Linked DNA regions of Homo sapiens: all the other regions are linked to region 1. The links are chromatin contacts, found by Hi-C or POLR2A ChIA-PET in ENCODE. All regions are on one chromosome and are shown on one strand. The core of a region is the stretch at or near the end of the contact, and the rest is flanking DNA. Distances in the headings are between cores, read along the strand shown.

Region 1 (2,718 bases), core at 91-2,590:
AATGGTGTGAACCCGGGAGCGGAGGTTGCAGTGAGCCGAGATCACGCCACTGCACTCCAGCCTGGGAGACAGAGTGAGACTCCATCTCAAAAAAAAAAAAAAAAAAAGAAAAAGAAAAAGAAAGAAATATATCATAAGTATTATTCTTTTGTCCTCCCCATCTAGATTTACTATGCCTCTGTCAAGGTAGTGGTTACATTACTGTGGTAAGCAATGAATTCAGTTTCGTCTTATTTATAGGCTACTTTGGTAGTATTTTCCAGTAGTGAAACAGTGTTGCATGAGGAAGTGATGCCAGGAGCTGTGACCATCCTTGCAACCACAAGGACGGAAGCCAATAGAAGAATAGTGTGAGAAGGATAGAAACAGCCTCAGTCCTTAGTGATGCTGTTGAGCCACCAAACTAACCTTGGGTCCTCGAAGTCGCAGATGTCCTTGTCTGGGAATTGTAAATGTCTCTGTGGTTTGAACCCAGTTAGGTATTTTGTTACTTGCAGCCGAAATACCTCCTGATACAAACACTGATTTGGCTCCATCTTAGCTTCTCATTCTCATCACTTTTTGTGCCCCACCCCTCCTTTGCTTTCACCAAGTGGTCAACATATCACTATTTTTCTGGATCTTTTCCTCTGCTCTCACTTTTTCCTCTCACACTGGAGCCCCCTCTATGCCTGCCCCCTCTGCAGCCTCTCCAGCTTTCCTCTAGGTAGGAAGATTCCAACCAAGTCAGCTTTGCCTAGGTTTTTCTGACTACACCTACCTTCTCAGCCGCCCACCACACTCACAGGTGCTCACACACGCATACACAATCTTCACCTACGGAATATCTGAAGCACTCATTTGACTCTGCATGCTGCTGAATACAACAATAACTGAAGTTTACTGAGTGCCTACTTTCTGCCAGGCACCATGCCTACTACTTTATTTGCATCATCCCTTTTGAAACCCGTGAAAAGCTTATGAACTAATTACTGTCATTGCCTTCATATCACCAGGGAGAAAATGAGATTTAAAGAAGCTTAGTTTCTCAAGTTCACACAGACATCTAATAAGTATCAGAGCTATAAAAATTCCAACCCAGGCCTAACTGTAGGCCAGGACTGGTGTCAAGAACCCTATACAGAAGTGAGTACATGTGGCACACACATTGATTTATTTTCACTGCCACTGCATATTGTGAGAGACTAGATTTTTGTCTTGAATTTCACTGTACTCCTTTCTCTGCCACAGGCCTAGTAGAAATAGCTACACAATAATGCACCCAGTTGATCAGGTGGTAGTCCTCTCCCCAAGCACTCTCACATTCTCCAGCTGTGGCCTTCCCTTCTCTATAAACACAGCTATCTTTATTAGTCTGTGACTAGCCCTGTCAGAAACATATGAGTTAAATTTTACTAAGATGTTAATAGCTGACAAAGGTTGGTGGTTTCCTTCTCTGATTTGTATCTTAAAAAAAAAAAAAAAAGATTTTTAGAGAAGGTGTTTTGAACTCAAAGGAATGACTCATGGTAAAACTTCCGGAAGGTAAACAGTGTTGAATATATATTCAAAAGGCATTTTGTGAGCAAATTCTGGCAAGCTGATGGTGATAATGGGTGTGGTTGTTATGGTAAGGTAGGGTGGTGTGAAATAAGCAATCTTTTCAATATGAAAGCATTCCATTCTCTTCAAGGCACAGGCAACTTTTTTCATTGATTCTTCACCAGGAATCTCCAGATACTCCACCACCACTTATCTCCTTTTTCTGGGTGAAGTCTAATACACTAAAACAACAACAACAACAACAAAACCACCGCTTTCTTCTCATAACCTTTTCAGTTGTGAATGTTGTATTACATACTTAAATAATTCCCACATTTTTGTGTAAATTCATATCCATTAAACAACTATAAATGAAAATTAAATTAATCATACATAATCTTGTGTAACAGCCGTGTTAAGCAGTAAAATATTTGCCTGTGCTAGAAAATCTGTAGAAATAAAAATATAGAACTGAAATTTAAGTTAGCTTTAGAAATAAATTGGACTAGGTTTCTCAAACTTGTCTGATCCACAAGAATTTTGGTGGATGCTTATTAAAATGTAGGCTCCACTCCAGACCTTTGGGGACCAGGAAATTCTTACGAGAAAGAACAGGTAACATTGAACTGGGGTAAGTGTTTCAGCTGCTCTTCAATAATGGTTTGCCATTTGGAATCTGGGAGTGCCCACACCATAAGGTCATGCCAAAAAATATTTTATTTCTCCTTCCCTACCTCCCCTTCTTCCAAGAAACACTATGCCAGGCAGTGTTTCATCCTAAGAATGCAAAGATAGCAACAATGCTCACTGCAGTGCCAGACAGACAATAAACAATTACATGCAGTGGATTAAGTGTCAAAACGGAGGTAGTACAGGATACTGTGTGCTTAGAGAGGAGGAAATGACTCATTCCAGTATTTAAGACACATCTGAAATCTGCACATAGAAGATGCATGAATACAGACCCAGAGAATTGAGGAAGCCTGGTGTCTTCCGAACATTGTGAGAAGTCCACTATGGCCGAAGCTCAGGGTCAAGTTTGGGGTAGATGAGATTGGCAGGAATCAGATCGTGAATACACTTACATGCCACCTTGTAAGACTCTCTGCAGGACAGTCCTGCAGACAACCTGGAGTTGTTGAGAAGCCTAAATGTTTCCAGCAATTGGTATAAAAAGATTTGAAAATATAACATGAC
Region 2 (2,718 bases), core at 81-2,580, 290 kb after region 1:
AGTAAAACAAGGGTACAGTTACAAGCACTTGTGAAAAGCACAATAAATAAACAATGAGACCCATTCAAAGATGCTGGGGAGACATTCAGGCTTTGCAGGGTTAGAACAAGAGACAGCAGAACCACTTCCCACATGGGCAAGAGTTTGTTTATTTTATTCTGCTTATCTGAAATCAGAGCAAATGATCCCAGTGGTTTGGAATGGCTCAAAATGTTTCTGGGCATCTAGGGAAGAAAAACTGCCTGGTTTTCAGGCGGTGTTTCTTTTTGCTCATGTGAATTTTAAAGTTCACGACTGAAAACTGAAATATTTGAGACCACAAAAGGTATTATTCTTTCAGTCACATGTTTCAGAGGAGATCAAAAGAAACACTTTCCACATAACTTTGAAAGTACCACACAGTGTGACCCCATAAATTATTGTTTATGGAAATGTCTTTACAGAATTGTATTTCACACCTTGGGAAAAATGTGAAATGAACTTAGCAACTTTTAATCATAAAGTTTTCTAGAAAACTGAAAAAATACTTAAGATGTGAATTATTTGTTTCCATGATTTCATTTAAGGCCAGGCTAACTGATGAGAAAGCCTAGAATATATTTCTTTCAGAGTACAAATATGGAGGAAAAATGACTATCACCATTTTTTATATAAAGGTAAATGAAATCTATATCCTTTGAATTGAATGAGAGTTATAATATCAAAACTTTCTATTCAACAGCAATTTCAGAATGAAATCATTTGTCACAATCTTCCTATTTCAAATGCAGAAAACAGCAGGTTATGGAGGGGGGTGTTTAAAAAGAATCAATGATAATGAAGTTTCAACCTTTCATTAATATCTTCTTTTACATCCAACAGTCAGAAAATGTTTTTAAGGACAAATAGGAAAGTACCAAAATATAATCTACTCACTGAACCAGTTAATTTCAAAGCTTTACACAGTGCTTTGAGAGGATAAGACTTGCTGGAAAGGTACAGTGAAGTAGGAGATTTTTTTTTTTTCTAATCAGACATCCACAGGAGGAAAATGTTTTAACTCTGCCTCCTAAAATGGAGAATGTACTTCACCTTCATTAGGTGATGAGGCAGTCCACCACAAATACAAGAGCTAAAAATTCCTTAGCACAAGAAAATTAGCTCTTTGTCATGTCCATGGAACATCTATTGTTTGGCTAGCTTACTCTGGAAGGGGTTTCTAAGTTAGTTGGCTGTCATTAATCTAAGCGCATATGGGGGCAGCTAATTAGAGAGGGCACTTTTCTGTTTGAGCAACACTGCCTCAGGTGAGGCTTGAATTAGTAGCCAACTTTCACCCTACACCCCTACTCACTCTTGAATCAGCACTCTGTCTGGAACACCTACCACTCCACTTTTGGAATGTGGCCTGCCTCCTCCACCTGACCACCAAGGCTCCCCCTCCGGAAAGCCACAAATTATAGTGCTCAATTGCAGCCAAGAGAAGAAAGCACTTGGAGGTAAAGCCAAAGTGAGAGTGAAAGAAAAATTTCCACTAAGAAACCACCAGTAATAATAGATATATGAGCTACAGAAAAAGTAAACAAATATGGGCTGTACACCCACCACCTTCACTTCTCGGAAGAATAAGAGAAGAGAGAGAACACAAAAAGACTCGTATTCTGACTTGGGGGAAACAAAATTCAGCAGAAGCAAACCAAAAAAATAAACAAGCTGAGCTACAGATTTCATTCTCTTTGCTCTGACTTACTGTAATTCTGAAAGTTGATATATCGAGCATTACAGACTTACTGACAAAAAAACCAAATGCAACTCCCTTATTTCATATAGACTGCTTATTTTGTGAAGGTATACTCTGATTTTTTTTTGTCTGTTTGTTTAGTTGTGGTAGCTCCTTTAGTTAAGATGTGAGAATTACAGCACAGAATAGGCAAGACAAAAACAGTGAGTCCACGGGAGGATGAGGATGAGTGCTGTTTTCCTTCCTGGTAGAGAGCTGCTTCAGTAGTATTTATTGAAGGATTATATCTGAGGGAATGCATGCTATGTCTCCTCTCAAGAACCAATGCTACTGGTGGTATTGTAGGTGTTACAGCTCTATCAAAACACCAAGTAATTTTTCCTAGCAAAAACATTAAACTTCAATCATGCTGAACAAAGACTCTAAAATGGGATTAATCACTGCACTAATTTCACTTTGAACCAAAAAAAAAAAAAAAAAACAGATTCTGTTGGTACAGTGTATTTATACAAATGACCCTACCTTACGTGGAAAACCTGAATGTCTGAGGGTAAGATATGTTTGCCCTAGCTCCACTTGTGATTACAGATTAAGTTTTCCTGGTCTGCAGGAACTGAAACACAGAATGTGTTGAAATGAGAATAGCTGCCATATGTCAAGTATTTGGGAGCTTTTACCTTCGAAACAATTCTGAGAAGGTGGTTTGGCAGAGCAAAAACCTAGCAAATCAGATACGTCACCATAGTTGGCTGACCTTATCAGCTGAAAATAAATCTTCATTAGTCAAACTCTAATATATACAGATAAAGAAGGTAACTCCCTAAAAAAGTTTTTGCTTAACAAATTACTTATCTTGATTATGTAACAAATGGTTGCCATTCTTACTATAAAATGTAGTTACAACTGGTCATAAGTCCAGTGTTAAAAACACTAAAACATGGTCAAGTATAAAACAGTTTTTGGTGGAAATTTTCTTGGATGTTTCTAAATCTACCAGA
Region 3 (2,718 bases), core at 90-2,589, 260 kb after region 1:
TCTCACTAACCCTCAGAATTAGGTCCATTAACTGCCCCAAAGACACCTGATCCCCTCCTCATCACTCCCTCTACCACCTTCCCAGCTGCAGTGGCTTAGAAATAGCTGCTGCTCAGAAACAGACCTCTCCATATTGAACTTGGAGCTCTCAAACTATGTTTCCTGAGACTCTTGCTCTGCTATAAAGCAGACTGCGGATACCACAGAGGTGGAATATTAACTTCATTGTGTCCTGAAAAACAACTGATCATGAAGGCCAACCAGGCCTACCCATAATTCTGAGGTGTGTCGGCAATGTTATATATAGGTAGGGTTTGCGTGGGCAGTCCCAGTTTATGTCTGTTACAACTTTTATCTTCAAAGCATCCTGATTTACACAATAAATTAGAAGTTCACCCTGGTCATAAGCACCCCTTCATTCTACACATTCACTTTATATTTTCCCTACCATCCCTTTAAACAATCACCCCCGTGGACATCTGGCCCCCTTTGTGCCACTGGCTATCAAAACTTTCTGAGCTTTAACTACAAGGATTCTGTAGCCACCACTTTTCATACACACTATATTCTATGCAGGCCCATTTTTAAATATGACAGATTTGTTTTATGAAAACCGATCAATTTCCCAATAAAGCCTTTCTCTTCCAAACTAAAAAATGTAATTAAAATGTCTTGCATCAGACTTAGAAGCATAAAATTACCAGAAATAAATCACAAACCAATCACCTTCTCACTGAAAAAAGTTAGGACAATGTTCTAAAGTCAAAAATAGCAATTGTTACAGAATTAATAGTAAAGATGAGTGCCTAGAATTAAAAAAGAAAAGGGTAGCCACACACACACACAATTCAATTACATTTTACAAATGGCAAGGTCAAAAAAAAATGTGTGATCCAAGAGCAGCAAATGGATGAGTAACAGTAAGGCAGAGGTTCAAGGTGAGAAACAAGTTTGGGGTAGCTTAATTAAGGATCTAAGGAATGACATTTAGAAAGCAGAATAAAGTAACAGGCAGGAGAAAGGCTGCAGGAGGTCCTAGAGAGTTAGAAGCAGAGTAAGAGCCAGTAAGCAGTTGACCAACATCAGATACCTGACTCTGCTGTGCTTGTGGGGCAGCCAATGATCAATTAGAATTTCCGTTAGTAAAGAGTGGGAAAAAGCATTCCCATGACTCACATGGGATAATTGCTAAATGGTTAATGCTGTATATAACTGCGTATTTTGTATCAGAATAAGTACAGCCCTCCAAAAGATAACTTGCAGAGTCATTCATCAGCTTCAACTGAGCAGCCTGATTGAAACCAGCTGAGCCAATGACATCACCACAGGCTTTTTACTATAAAAAGGGCAAGCTCTGTGAGGTCAGGAAGTAGAACTAAGCTCCGTGAACAGAAGCCAAGCTGAAAGAGGGAAGAGCCAAGAGAAGTTCAGAGAAGAGACTCATTCCAAGAAGAAGCTAGAATGAGCAATTTGCTCAGAGACAGCTGCAGAAGAAAAAGGCACACAATGGAAATCTTCCTTTAAGAATAAGGGGCTGCTGTTTCTCACTAAAGAAGTAAGTTATCTAAAGTGAAGTTTCAAAGGAGAAATTGACGGAAGCACTTTCACATTTTCAGTTCCTGGAACTGAAATCAACTATAACATCATCGTGGTAGTAATGTTCATGTAGTCTTTTCCCTCAATGTATATTAATTGAGCACTTACTATGGACCAGGCACTGTAGTAAGAAATGGGAACACATTAGCGAATAAAATGGACAAAAGTCACTGCCCTCTTAGAGCATATATTCTTGGAATGTAAAGCAATAAACAGACAAATATACGGCATGTCAAATAAGCATTAGAGAGAAAATTAAGAAGAAAAAGTAGCCAGATTGAGAATAGTGATATTTGAGCAGACGTAAGGAGGTGGGGAGACTAAGCCATGTGGGTATCTGGGAGAAAAGCATGGCAAACAGAGGTAATAGCAAATATAAAGGCCTTGAGCTGTGAATCTGTTTTCTTTTTTAAATAAATATCAAGAAGGCCACCATTACTGCTCAGAAAGAACAAGGGAAAGCAAGAGTCTGAGTGTGGACAAGTTAATTTAGACAGGCAAGTGAAAGTGTTAAGCAGGTATTTTGTATATATGAGACTAGAGGCACTGAGGAAAGATTCAAACTGTAGATAAAAACTGGAAACGGACCAGGTGTGGTGGCTCATGCCTGTAATCCCAGCACTGTAGGAGGCCGAGGCGGGTGGATCACCTGAGGTCAGGAGTTCGAGACCGGCCTAGCCAACATAGTGAAACCCCATCTCTACTAAAAATACAAAAATTAGCCGGGCATGGTGGCATGCACCTGCAGTTCCAGCTACTTGGGAGGCTGAGGCTGGAGAATCACTTGAACCCAGGAGGCAGAGGCTGCAGTGAGCTGAGATCACCTCATTGCACTCCAGCCTGGGTGACAGAGCCAGACTCAGTCTCAAAAAAAAAAAAAAAAACTGGAAACCATCAGTGTCATACATAAAAGAAGAATGCTTGAGCTCACTCCACAAATGCATTATATAGAAAAGAGAAGGGGGCATTCCAATGGTTAAATGGTTAGAGACTGGAGAAACAAAGAAGAAATAGGAAAAAAAAATGACTGAGAGAGAACAGCCTATGATGCAGGAGGAGAACCAAGAGCATGTGATTTGCAAGTACTCCAGAGAAGAATGTGTTCCGGGAGAGACAGTGTGA

Evidence for each region. A loop is a pair of places that touch in the nucleus more often than their neighbours do. ChIA-PET counts read pairs that join two places held with the same protein, here RNA polymerase II (POLR2A). Pooled maps may share reads with other maps.
Region 2: a loop to region 1 is called in a map with no recorded cell type, with 10 times the contacts of the local background. The contact joins two enhancer-like sites. A Hi-C loop is called at or near these places in 7 of 37 single-sample maps with no recorded cell type and 4 of 50 pooled maps. POLR2A ChIA-PET finds 5 or more read pairs at or near these places in 1 of 52 experiments (GM12878).
Region 3: a pooled map shows a loop between it and region 1 (6-fold over the local background). The contact joins two enhancer-like sites. A Hi-C loop is called at or near these places in 11 of 37 single-sample maps with no recorded cell type and 12 of 50 pooled maps. POLR2A ChIA-PET finds 5 or more read pairs at or near these places in 2 of 52 experiments (A673 and IMR-90).

What each region holds. Positions count from the first base shown.
Region 1 is chr4:101,018,736-101,021,453 of GRCh38, forward strand. No RefSeq gene overlaps it. Among named protein-coding and RNA genes, the nearest start is that of LINC01218, 140 kb to the left of the region's middle. Within about 2 kb of position 1,341, at least 12 of the 41 ENCODE cell types and tissues checked have a DNase peak (open chromatin) inside an H3K27ac peak, as active enhancers do.
Region 2 is chr4:101,304,986-101,307,703 of GRCh38, forward strand. All of the region lies in intron 1 of PPP3CA (protein phosphatase 3 catalytic subunit alpha), which reads right to left. Among named protein-coding and RNA genes, the nearest start is that of MIR1255A, 24 kb to the right of the region's middle. RefSeq lists an enhancer at 1-361. Within about 2 kb of position 1,331, at least 5 of the 41 ENCODE cell types and tissues checked have a DNase peak (open chromatin) inside an H3K27ac peak, as active enhancers do.
Region 3 is chr4:101,278,357-101,281,074 of GRCh38, forward strand. All of the region lies in intron 1 of PPP3CA (protein phosphatase 3 catalytic subunit alpha), which reads right to left. Among named protein-coding and RNA genes, the nearest start is that of MIR8066, 39 kb to the left of the region's middle. RefSeq lists an enhancer at 1,176-1,470. Within about 2 kb of position 1,340, at least 6 of the 41 ENCODE cell types and tissues checked have a DNase peak (open chromatin) inside an H3K27ac peak, as active enhancers do.